Linked DNA regions of Homo sapiens: region 2 is linked to region 1. A link is an interaction called in ENCODE POLR2A ChIA-PET data of the cell type or tissue named here. Cell type or tissue: IMR-90. All regions are shown on one strand. Each heading gives the region's core, and the rest is flanking DNA. Links, peaks and the distances in the headings are about the cores only.

Region 1 (5,392 bases), core at 115-5,114:
AATATAATATCACTGTGGTAAGAGAACATATTTTTTGTTATTTCAACCTTTTAAAATTATGAGACTGATTTTCTATCCCAGAATATGACCTGTCTTGGTAAATTTTCTATTTGCACTGGAAAAGAATATTTATTCTTCTGTTGTTGGGTAGCATGTTTTATAAATGTCAATTAGGTCAAAATTTTGGTAATGTCTTTCATGTCTTCTATATTTTTATTGATTTTCTGTATACTTGTTCTCTCAGCTAATGAAAGAAAACTGTTAAACTCTCCAACTATAATTGTTGATTTATCGATTTCTCTTGTCAGTTGTATCAGTTTTGTTTCTTATATACAGTCGTGTGCCACCTAACAATGTTTCAGTCAACAATGGACCACATATACAATGATGGTACCATAGATCATAATGGAGCTAAAAGATTCCTGTTGCTTAGTGATATTATACCTGTTGTAATGTTGTAGCACAATTTTGTATTTTCTAAATTTAGTGTAGCCTAAGCATACAGTATTTATACAGCTTACAGTAGTGTACAGTAATGTCCTAGGTCTTTACATTCACTCACCACTCACTCACTGACTCACCTAGAGCAATTTCCAGTCCTGCAAGCTCCATTCATGGTAAGTGCCCTATAGAGGTGTACCTTTTTTATCTTTTGTACTATATTTTTACTGCATCTTTTCTGTGTTTATATATACAAATACTTATCATTGTGTTACAGTTGCCTACAGTGTTAAGTATAGTAACATGTTGTACATGTTTGTAGCCTAGGAGCAATAGGCTATACCATATAGCTTAGGCATTTAGTAGGCCATACCATCTAGTTTTGTGCAAGTACACTATGATGTTCTCACAACAAGATTATCTAAGGATGCATTTTTCAGGACTTATCCTCATCGTTAAGCAACATATGACTGTATTATATTGCTTGCGTACTTCAAAGCTCTGATATTAGGTGCATATATATTTAGTATTCTCATAGTCTCTTAATGAATTGACCCCTTTTTTATTATGAAATTACCTTCTTCATCCCTGATATAATTCCTTGTTCTAAAATCTACTTCATACAGCCACTCCAGCTTCCTTTTGATTAGTGTTTTCATAATGTATCTTCCTATTCAATAACTTTTAGCTTATCTGTGTCTTCATGTTTATGTCTTATACAGGGCATATAGTTGGGTTTTGCTTTTTAATCTGATAATCCCCTTTAATTCGGGTGTTTAAACTATTATATTTAATCTAATTATCAATATGTTTGAGTTTAAATTTAACATATTTTTTCTTCTGTCATTTCTTCTCTTTGTTCTGTTTTTTCCTTATTTCTCCAAATTTTGTGGAGTTTAGTTTTTATTTAATTTCCATTTTTTCTCTGCTATTGTGTTATTAGCTATATTATGATAAAGTAACCACTTTATTTCACTATTTTAGTGGTTACTTCAGGGTTTACAATATACATTTTTAAGCTTATTACTGTCTACCTTCAATTCATGTATAGTGTAAGACTCATAACAATGCTTCTATTTCCCCACTTTTGTGTTATTGTTGTCATACATTTTACTTTTATCTATATTATAAACTTGACAATTCATTAGTTTTGCTTTAGTTAATTCTTTTTAAAGAAGTTTCAAACTGATAAAAAATGTTTTCTATTTATGCATATTTTTACCATCTCCAGAGCTCTTCATTCATTTGTATTGATTTAAATTAACATCTGATATAATTTCTTTTGATGTAAAGAACTTTCTCTAACATTCATATAGAGCAGTAAATCTAGTAACATTCTCTCAGGTCTTTTTGCTAAATACAGAATTCTAGGTTGATATATTTGGGTTTTCTTTTTTTTTGTTTTCCTGTGCGGTTAGATGTCTTTCCATTGTCTCTGGCTTCCATAGCTTTTGAAGCAGTCTGCTGTATTTCTCATTTTTGTTTCTCTGTTTGTAGTGTGTCTTCTGGACCCCCTCCATCCAGATTCTTTTAGGATTTTCCCTTTATCACTGGTTATCTTTTTTTATTATTATGTGTCTTGGTGTGTTTTTCTTTATATTTATTCTGCTTGGGGTTTGCTGAGTTCTTGAACTTGTTTCCAGTTTTCATCAAATGTGAAAAATTTTCAATCATTTCAAAAGAATTAAACTTTTGTGTTCTCCCCTTCTGGAACTCCATTAACACATACATTATACTTCTTAACATTGTCCCTCAGATGATTGTTGCTCTATTCATTTTTTTCCCTGTGGTTTTTTGTGTTTTTTTTTGTCCTTCATGTTGAACAGTCTGTATTGCTTGTCTTCAAGTTCACTGATTTTTTTTTCTTTTCTGCAGTATTGAATTTGTCTTTGATTTCATCTGATGGATTTTTCATTTAACATATTGCATTTTCCATCTTTACAATTTCATCTGAATCTTTTTTTTTTTTTTCTTTTGAGACTAAGTTTCACTCTTGTTGCCCAGGCTGGAGTGCAGTGGTGCAATCTCAACTTCCAGCTCACTGCGAACTCTGCCTCCCGATTCAAGCAATTCTCCTGCCTCAGCCTCCTGAGTAGCTGAGATTACAGGTGCCCACCACCATGCCTGGCTAATTTTTATATTTTTAGTACAGACAGGGTTTCACCATGTTGGCCAGGCTGGTCTTGAACTCCTCACCTCAGATGATCCACCCTCCTGGGCCTCCCAAAGTGCTGGGATTACAGGTGTGAGCTGCCACACCCGGACTCATCTGAATCTTTTTAAATATCTTATGTTTCTCCTCACTATGATTGTACTTTTCTCTACCTTCTTGAACATTTGGAGCACATTATAATAGCTGTCTAACATTTTTGTGGGGTAGTTCTGTCGTTTCTGGATATATTTCAATTTGATTAGTTTATCTTCTGATTATGGGTCTTGGTTTTTGTTTTGTATGCCTGATAATATTTTATTGGATGCCATACATTTTGAATTTTATGATTTTTACTTCCAGGTTTTGTTTTATTACTTTAAATAGTGTTGGATTTTGTTTTTTTGCTAATGAGACAGATTAACATATATTTCCATTAAAATGCCCTTTTCTGTTTCATTAAGAATACAATTACTTATTCAAACCTATATATATAATGTCATTAAAATACGCACATATATTTAAAAGATGTATATATATAGGGCAACCTTTAAAGACATGCATGTTTAAATAAATTATATGTCTTATTCAATATATTTGATTACTTTTTGTATCTCTAAGTTTTTGTGTATCTATCCTTTCATGTGCAAGAGAGAGAAAATATTTTTTTAAAGCAGTAATTGATTCTAGCCATGGCTGACTCCTAATGCAATTACATAATTTGTATTCGAAATAGATTTTTTTTTTAGTGAATCCAATTTATTGGCCCCTTTGAATGTAGAAGTTAAAGTTTTAACTACAAGTTCAGTAAGGAGAGAGTGACATAAAAATATTACTTCACTCATTCATTTATTCACTGAACAAATATATAGGGAATGCTTATGTTTACCAGGTTCTGTTTCTACATTTGTAGGCCCTGAGATATACAAGTGAAGAAGACAAGACATTCTCTACCCTCATGACACTTCGATTCTAATAAAGGGAGACAGGCAACAAACAAATCATTTTTAAAATAAATAACAAGATTTCTGATGGTGGTAAGAGCTCTGGAGGAAATGAAGGGAAGGGAGAGCAACTATAGATAGCTAATTCAGTGATAGCCCTTTTGAGAAGGTGACATTTGAGCAGACACTGAATGATGACAGAGAGAAGAAACATAAAGAATATACACGGGGGAATAGCAAGGATAAAGGCCCTGAAGTAGAATGAGCTTACTGTATTTAAAGAATAACAAGCAAACTAGGGCAGGTAGAGCAGAGTGGAAGATGATGAGGTCAGAGAGGCAAATGGGAGCCAGAGCATGTAAGACCTTGCAGGCTGTGGCAAGGAGTTTGCATTTTATTTTAGGTGAGACGCTAGTGGAGGGTTTGGAGCAGGAGAGTGACACAGTCAGACTTATGTTTTAAGATTACGTTGTAGCTGGCTATTGTATGACCAATAGACTCTAGGATAGGGAGGATGGAAGATGGGAGATCAGTTAGATGCTTTACAATAGATCAATCCAGAAAATTGAAATTATTTACATGTAAAGTTAATAGGCGTTTGAAAGGAGGAGGGTGGAGAAGATGAGTCAAGGAAGGGAGGACTGACCCATTAGTCAGGAGACTGGAACTCATGAGAAAAATATCTAGTGAGAAATAGCAACTGTTGAGATTCCCAGTGTCAGTGTGTCTGAGGGACATTTTAAAACAAGGCTGTCTACTAGTCCATTTCAAGTTGTTTGTGGGTCTATGATGTAAGCTCACTCTACTATCCCAAGCCTTAGAAAAAGTTTGCCGCACATACTGTCCTGCATTGCTAGTACTTTGAGGGTAGAAAGAAATCAATCTTGTGTCCTGTGCAATACCACATAGCATAGGAGAAGGAGAGTGTGCAGAACGTGGCAATATGCTTCACAGGGAAAACTAACCTAGTGGAATTGAGAGTACACAACCATCAGTGATGAGCAAAAAGTCAAAATTTCTCAAAGATTCTCAGGAGAGTTTGGGATGGATATTGGGTTTCCCAGCCCATATGTGATAATGGTTTGAGCTGACTTATTTGCCTCTTGAAAGGCAAGGTGACCTAGCAGATTACCAGTCACACAAGTAACTGAAGAACAAAGAGTAGTTTGATGGTGTCTGGCTATGTCAGTAGCATAAATCATTATGATGGTTTTTCCCAGCCAGATGTTTTTCCCAGAAGTTACTTATTAATAACTAATTTATATGGTCACTGACAAATATATATTGAACACCTATTATATGCCGGACATTGGATTAAGAACTGAAGCTACTGCACTAAACAACACAGCAAACATAGCATAATTTATCCTAGTTGGAGTAACTTGACTCCACTCAGTACTTCACAATGGCCAGGCATTTGGCTCAATTCAGGACTGGGCATTTTGATCTGGTGAGACACACAGATACCTAGGTTGGGCATTTGGGGAAATAAGCTTCCTTTCTGTTTTGTAGGAACTCCTGCTCTCCTTCATGGGGAAATCCAGTAGCCGCACACAAAAAACTTAGCTATTATCATTATTACTGTATATTCTCTTTTTCTTAACTTACCAATTTCCCTTAGTGTTTTAGGTGAACTAAATTTCTAAAATAGTTTCCTTAAGTAGTCAGAATTTTTACAACTTATTCTAATACATAGCTTGTAATAATAAAATGCTCATGTGTGATCAGATTATTTCTTGGAAAAGGTCAAAAGTAGTTCTAGAATAGAATATTTGCTAAACATTTAACCAGAAAAAATAAAGGTAATGTAAGAACAATGGAAAATGGTTTGGCATTATCTGCTGAAGTTGAATAGACA
Region 2 (5,392 bases), core at 149-5,148, 350 kb before region 1:
GTATGGTTCAAATACTTTACCATAAGCAATATCATAATTTTATAATAAAGAACAGTGTTGCAGTAGATATGTAATGATGAAGAAAATACTCGGATCCATAACTGACATTACTTACTGTAAAGCATTTTTGGTGGAAAATGTGTATATATGTATACCCACAGGAAAAAAAGACTAGAAACACATACACAAAATATTAATCAATTAGAACCAGGTGGTAGAAATGCTATTGATTTCTTTTCTGTATTTTTTCAAATCTTTAAGAATGAATATTACTTTTATAATTAGGAAAAAAGTTAGACAGGAAAGGAACAGAAGAATGCCCTTTCTGAATGTCTATTGTATTTTAAATTTGGATGCAAGAATCTTAAACATATTTTGTTGTACTATCTTTTGAAATGCTGGATTCTAAAATCCAACCTGCTCTGTGGGAGAATCATGAAGCAGAAAATTCTCCTTCACAAAACTGCCTACTTGATTAAAATCTTATTTTAAAAATCTTTATTAAAATCTGATAATCGTCTTTGAGGGTAAAGTTCTAAGACTGACGTGACCGAGCCCTCCTCACAGCTCACCCCGCTTCCATTTAAACATGATCAGCTAGCTCCTGTCCACCAGCATGATGAATTAAATGTATGACAGTTATGACAGGTGAGGAGTACATGGAGGGGCTTAACCAGCAGGGATAAGATAAAGCCCCCATTTAAGAACAAAGCCCCCACCAAAGCTTGCCTATTAATGACCACGCACAGAATCTCTTTATTTGTCCCATTTGGAAGGAGCAAGCGGAAACCATAGACAATGGGTGGTTAGGCAGGGCGGCTGTTTCTCCAAGGGCCTCCCAACCAACTAATTGAAAATCCTTGATTTTCTGCTAAACACATCTGAAAGACAGGCTCAGCTTCCATGGGCAAGGGCAAGGCTGCCTTTCAATGTTGTATTAATACAATAGACTTAAATTTACAGCTGGACTAAGTGGAATTACTGTATGTAAACCATAATATCTATCTGCAGGGATCCAGCTAAGCCCTAGAGAGACAAGTACAGCAGGACAAATCCAAGGAATTTTGGAAGTCAATCCATTAGGATTATGGGGCAGACCCCTGATTTTGGAAGTCATGGGTTCAATCCATGGAAGCAGGGAAGTCTCAATCTTCTTTTATCCTAACCTCTTATCTGAAGGCCTGCTGACCCAGTTTTTATTTAAAATAAACTGAGAAACTACAAATAACATAATCATTTTCTATATTTATATATTATTGGGCAGCCAGCCTAGTCCTGTATTACCTTTTGTGCAGTAATTAAAAACATACTAGTGTGCCAAAAGTGTAGCCCTTTTAATATATAATTACGATAACCTGAACATTACTGATACATGATAATGATACACATAAGAAAAAGTGAACTGTTGATTACACTTTCCTCCTTCCAGACTTTTAACCAGTGTACATTTCAGCTTATTAACAACACGAGACGCTATAAAAGAGCTAAATTATAGGATGCTCTCTGAAAATATACTGTCACCTAGGGCCTGGCTCTTATGGATTGGTTTGTGTAGGGGCAGGTCTAATCATAGTAGGTACTCAAGAAGTATTTGTTGAATAAATAATATATAAGATTGTGTGGTGGCACATGTCTGTAGTCCCAGCTACTTGGGAGGCTGAGGCAGGAGGATTGCTTGAGCCCAGGGGTTTGAGTCCAGCACCCGGGCAACATAGCAAGACCTGGTCTGTTTAAAAAAACAAAAAACTTGACAAAAAGAAACACTTGTTCAATAAATACATAAGATCAACAAAAAGACTAAAGCCACAGACCTCCTCTAGCCATCAAAACAGCCTCCAACTACCCCAGAGATCAGAATAAACCCATCCATGGCAGACCTCAGCCATTCCAGCAGTCTGTGCACAGTTAGTCACATGGACAACCAGTGTGGCTGGCAGAGGTCCTACTGAAGACCAGATAGACTAACAGCAGAGAGCATCATCTCTCTTCTACAGAAGAGGAAACGGTGATTCAGTTAAGCAACTGCCCCAAATTCAAAAAGCAATTCAGTGGCTGGGCTGAAAACCCCTCCAGAATCTGCAAGCCTCTCAAGGCTCTTTCCAAGGCTCTGTGCTGTTCTCTGCTCCCACCCTATCCCCAGAAAGTCTCCTGATCAATGCTAGCTTTAATTCAGCATCTGTAAGGACTTTGGCCAAGCATACATTCTTTCCTTCTCACCAAGGAGAACCAGCTCTGGAAACATCTGAAACATAAGGACCCAACTTATGCCTATACAGCCAGGAAAATCAGAGAGAAGATTTTCCTGCTATTAGAGGTCAAGATAAATTGAGGCTGGGCCGCACGCCCTCAGACGACAAGTACTCATTCTTGCACTGCTTCCCATCTCCCCTTTCACATAGGAGTAGAATTATTCTGGTGGTCCTCAAAACATCAGGTTTGAGTCATTTGGCAAATCCTCTTCAAGGCTCTTTTACTCATTGCAAAAACATCCACCTGTGTTTTAAACTGCCCAACAGTTTCCCCGCTGGCTAAGCATCTCACTGATCCTGAGTGATCACTGTGACTGCCCTGTGAACAGGCCTGGATTTCGTCTGTCCACAGCTCAACACCCAGAGAGGATATTTTACAGAAAAGCCAAATAGACATCGAGGCTAACTGCTTTTGGGCCTTATCTGAATGACAGTACTTAACTTTCACCACCTGGGCCAGGCCTTTGCAGAGGAAACAGTCACACTCAATTACTGTCTCTTTCTTCTAGACAACTACTGTTTAATCCTACCTCCAGCTGATATAAACTGGTGGAAAATACAATGCTATTTTTAGATGGGACAGTGATTTCTCCCTTTCATCTATGAAAAATGTACTTCCTCTTGCAATCGGGTCCATCCCAGATGCCGGATTTGGGGTAAAAATTTAATACTAGGGCATTATTACCCTTTGCAGAATGAGTGAGCTTTGAACTCTCTAAGCTAGTTTTAAATTCAAAGCTATTCTCTATTCTGCACTCTGTTAAAACATGTAAGTAAACAGAATATAGGCTAAATCCCTACAAGCCACACTGACACAATGAAGATGAATAATTTGCTTTAAATAAGACTCGCATACAAGGGGAAATTAACCAAAATAACATTGCAAAAGCTTCTTGACACATTTCTGCCTTCTACCCTCCATGTCAGCTGTTCTCCTTGCCCCATCTTTTTAATCTCAAGCTAACAAATGATTTGGTCAAGAACTTGATTCAGCATGTCGTAAACTTAACATGGAATTTCCAGAATTGACTAATAAATATTTTGGGGATTGATCATAATGTATTTCTTTCCTATTTTTTTTAGAAATTATTTTTAAAGGAACTAGGAATTACTAAATTGACTCACTCTCTTTATATATGAAGAGATGCCCCAGAGAAAATATGTATCACACAGGGCAGGGAGTCACACCTAATTCCTGAATACCTGAAAATGAGGAGAAAACTTAGCCTGACATGTCAGCAATTCACGTTTTTGCTTTAAAATGTGACTTTTCATTATTTGGTAGGAGGAGGGGTGTGAGACATTTATAGGCAGGATACAATTAAGACCAAGAAAACTCTACTTGTGAAACCAGCATTAGACCATACTAGTTGGTGCTGAGATTATCTGCTCTACAGCCAAAATACAAAAGACTCCCAGTGCACATACTTGGTGTAGAAAGCAGCCTTTGAAAATCCAAGCTCATTATTTCCCCTGGTCTTTCTTGCCATTTGAAGAAGGATCTGGAAAGGAGGTGTTGAGTTAGTTTACATTGACCTTCGCGTGACCTGAAGGTAGAAGTTTTAAGAGCTGAGCAGTGGTCACAGTCAGGAAGCCCCAGGAAAACAACACAACGAAAGGACTAAATCTGCGGGGACCCACGAATCACCCCGCCATTCCTATTGCAGATAGAGGGCATCCCCTTCGCCCTTTGCTGGTAAGGGAATCCATCTATCTTCATTTAGGCGTTTTTGGGGGGTGGGAGGTGAAATGAGAGGGGACTGCCATTTCCTTTGACTCTTAAAAACAGAAACCAGCACTGATTATTCATTTACACTCCCATTCCTTCCCAACAAACCCTCCTATCAGCAACCAGAAGAGAACCACTATTCTCTGAACACATTAGTAGTCCTCCCGTTTAGTAACCAACTGTTGCAGGCTGAGCAGCAGCAAGCCAAAACTTAGTCAAAACCTATGATTCAAAATGGTGTGTGTGTTGGAGGAGGGGTAGGGAGTTATGTTGGAAAACGCTTTGAAAGCTATTCAAAACCTTTTCTATACAGGAATAACTCTTGTTAGAGCAATTTGCTATAAAGGACATTTCACTCTTAGAAAGGGCCAGGTGCAGCCAATATTTTTTGTATACATCCCACTAAAATTACTTTAGTAAGAGCCAGCTTCCTCCACATTCCCATCAACAACTGTGCAGAGGCATCTGGAGCACTGGAAATACATCTCAAATTATTCTGTATAAATCAGTGGAAAATCACTTTCAAGATATGAATTTTCATGTTATGGATTAGCCTCATGAAGGGATTACACATTTTCTTTCCCTATGAGAAGAAAAATTAAAATTTCACTTTTCCAAAGGACAAATAGAAAATTACCCTTAATACTTAGATCTTGAAGAATAAAAAGAAATACTGCACATGACAAAGATCTGTTCCCGTATAGTAAAAATGTATTTTTAAGATTCTATAGGCAGTTCCAAATTTGAAATGATCAAGAACCTCTATAAATATCCTAAAAGAATTATCAAAACAAGCCATGTAGACAGTGGGGTCTAAAAGATTTTTTTACAATTTTAAATAGATACATCCCACTTGCTCTGCAACACTGATGAATGTATTCACAACCTCACTGACAGCTGTTTTTCCCCCACCCTTGCCTATACTGGCATTTTTCAGCTATTTTCATCTTTGCCAATCTGATAATCAAAATGGATCAACAGAATTAACTTTAGGATAGATCCTCTCCTGAATATATCTTGTAATGGTGCTTTAAAGTCTGTCACTTCACTTCTAGGCCTCCTGGATAGGTCTAAATTCTAACTCCATTAACTAAAGTAGAAATGATCATGGATGGGCCAGAGCTGAATTTGCCAGTTGGATATCATCAAAATCTCCCAATGCCTTGAAAATGCATGAAGACCTCTGCCCCTAATTAGCTGAAAGCCTTAAGCCCATCACTCAATGTCTCTAAGCTTCAATTTCCGTATTAAGACATTCAACTCAAATAAGAAATCACATGTCCTTACACTACAGTACTTGTTGCTGGGGTATAAGAGCCAAATTTGTTGAGGGTGGCCAAAATGAAGTAGAGGAACTCAGAATCTAATCACATACTGGAAAATATGTTTGAGATAACAATGAGCTATGGGACGT

Evidence for each region. ChIA-PET counts read pairs that join two places held together with the same protein. Peaks named below come from ENCODE experiments on the same cell type or tissue, not always from the same donor. Only the 100,000 strongest peaks of a DNase experiment are listed, where the experiment ranks them.
Region 2: POLR2A ChIA-PET joins it to region 1 with 5 read pairs; 2 of 35 experiments call an interaction of 5 or more read pairs at or near these places.

What each region holds. Positions count from the first base shown.
Region 1 is chr6:105,710,229-105,715,620 of GRCh38, reverse strand. No RefSeq gene overlaps it. Among named protein-coding and RNA genes, the nearest start is that of LINC02836, 81 kb to the right of the region's middle. In IMR-90, for the core only: no CTCF peak of the experiment used is centred there; no DNase peak of the experiment used is centred there.
Region 2 is chr6:106,061,517-106,066,908 of GRCh38, reverse strand. It overlaps a transcript of PRDM1 not described here. Among named protein-coding and RNA genes, the nearest start is that of PRDM1, 22 kb to the left of the region's middle. RefSeq lists an enhancer at 2,465-2,975. In IMR-90, for the core only: no CTCF peak of the experiment used is centred there; a DNase peak (open chromatin) is centred at 3,238.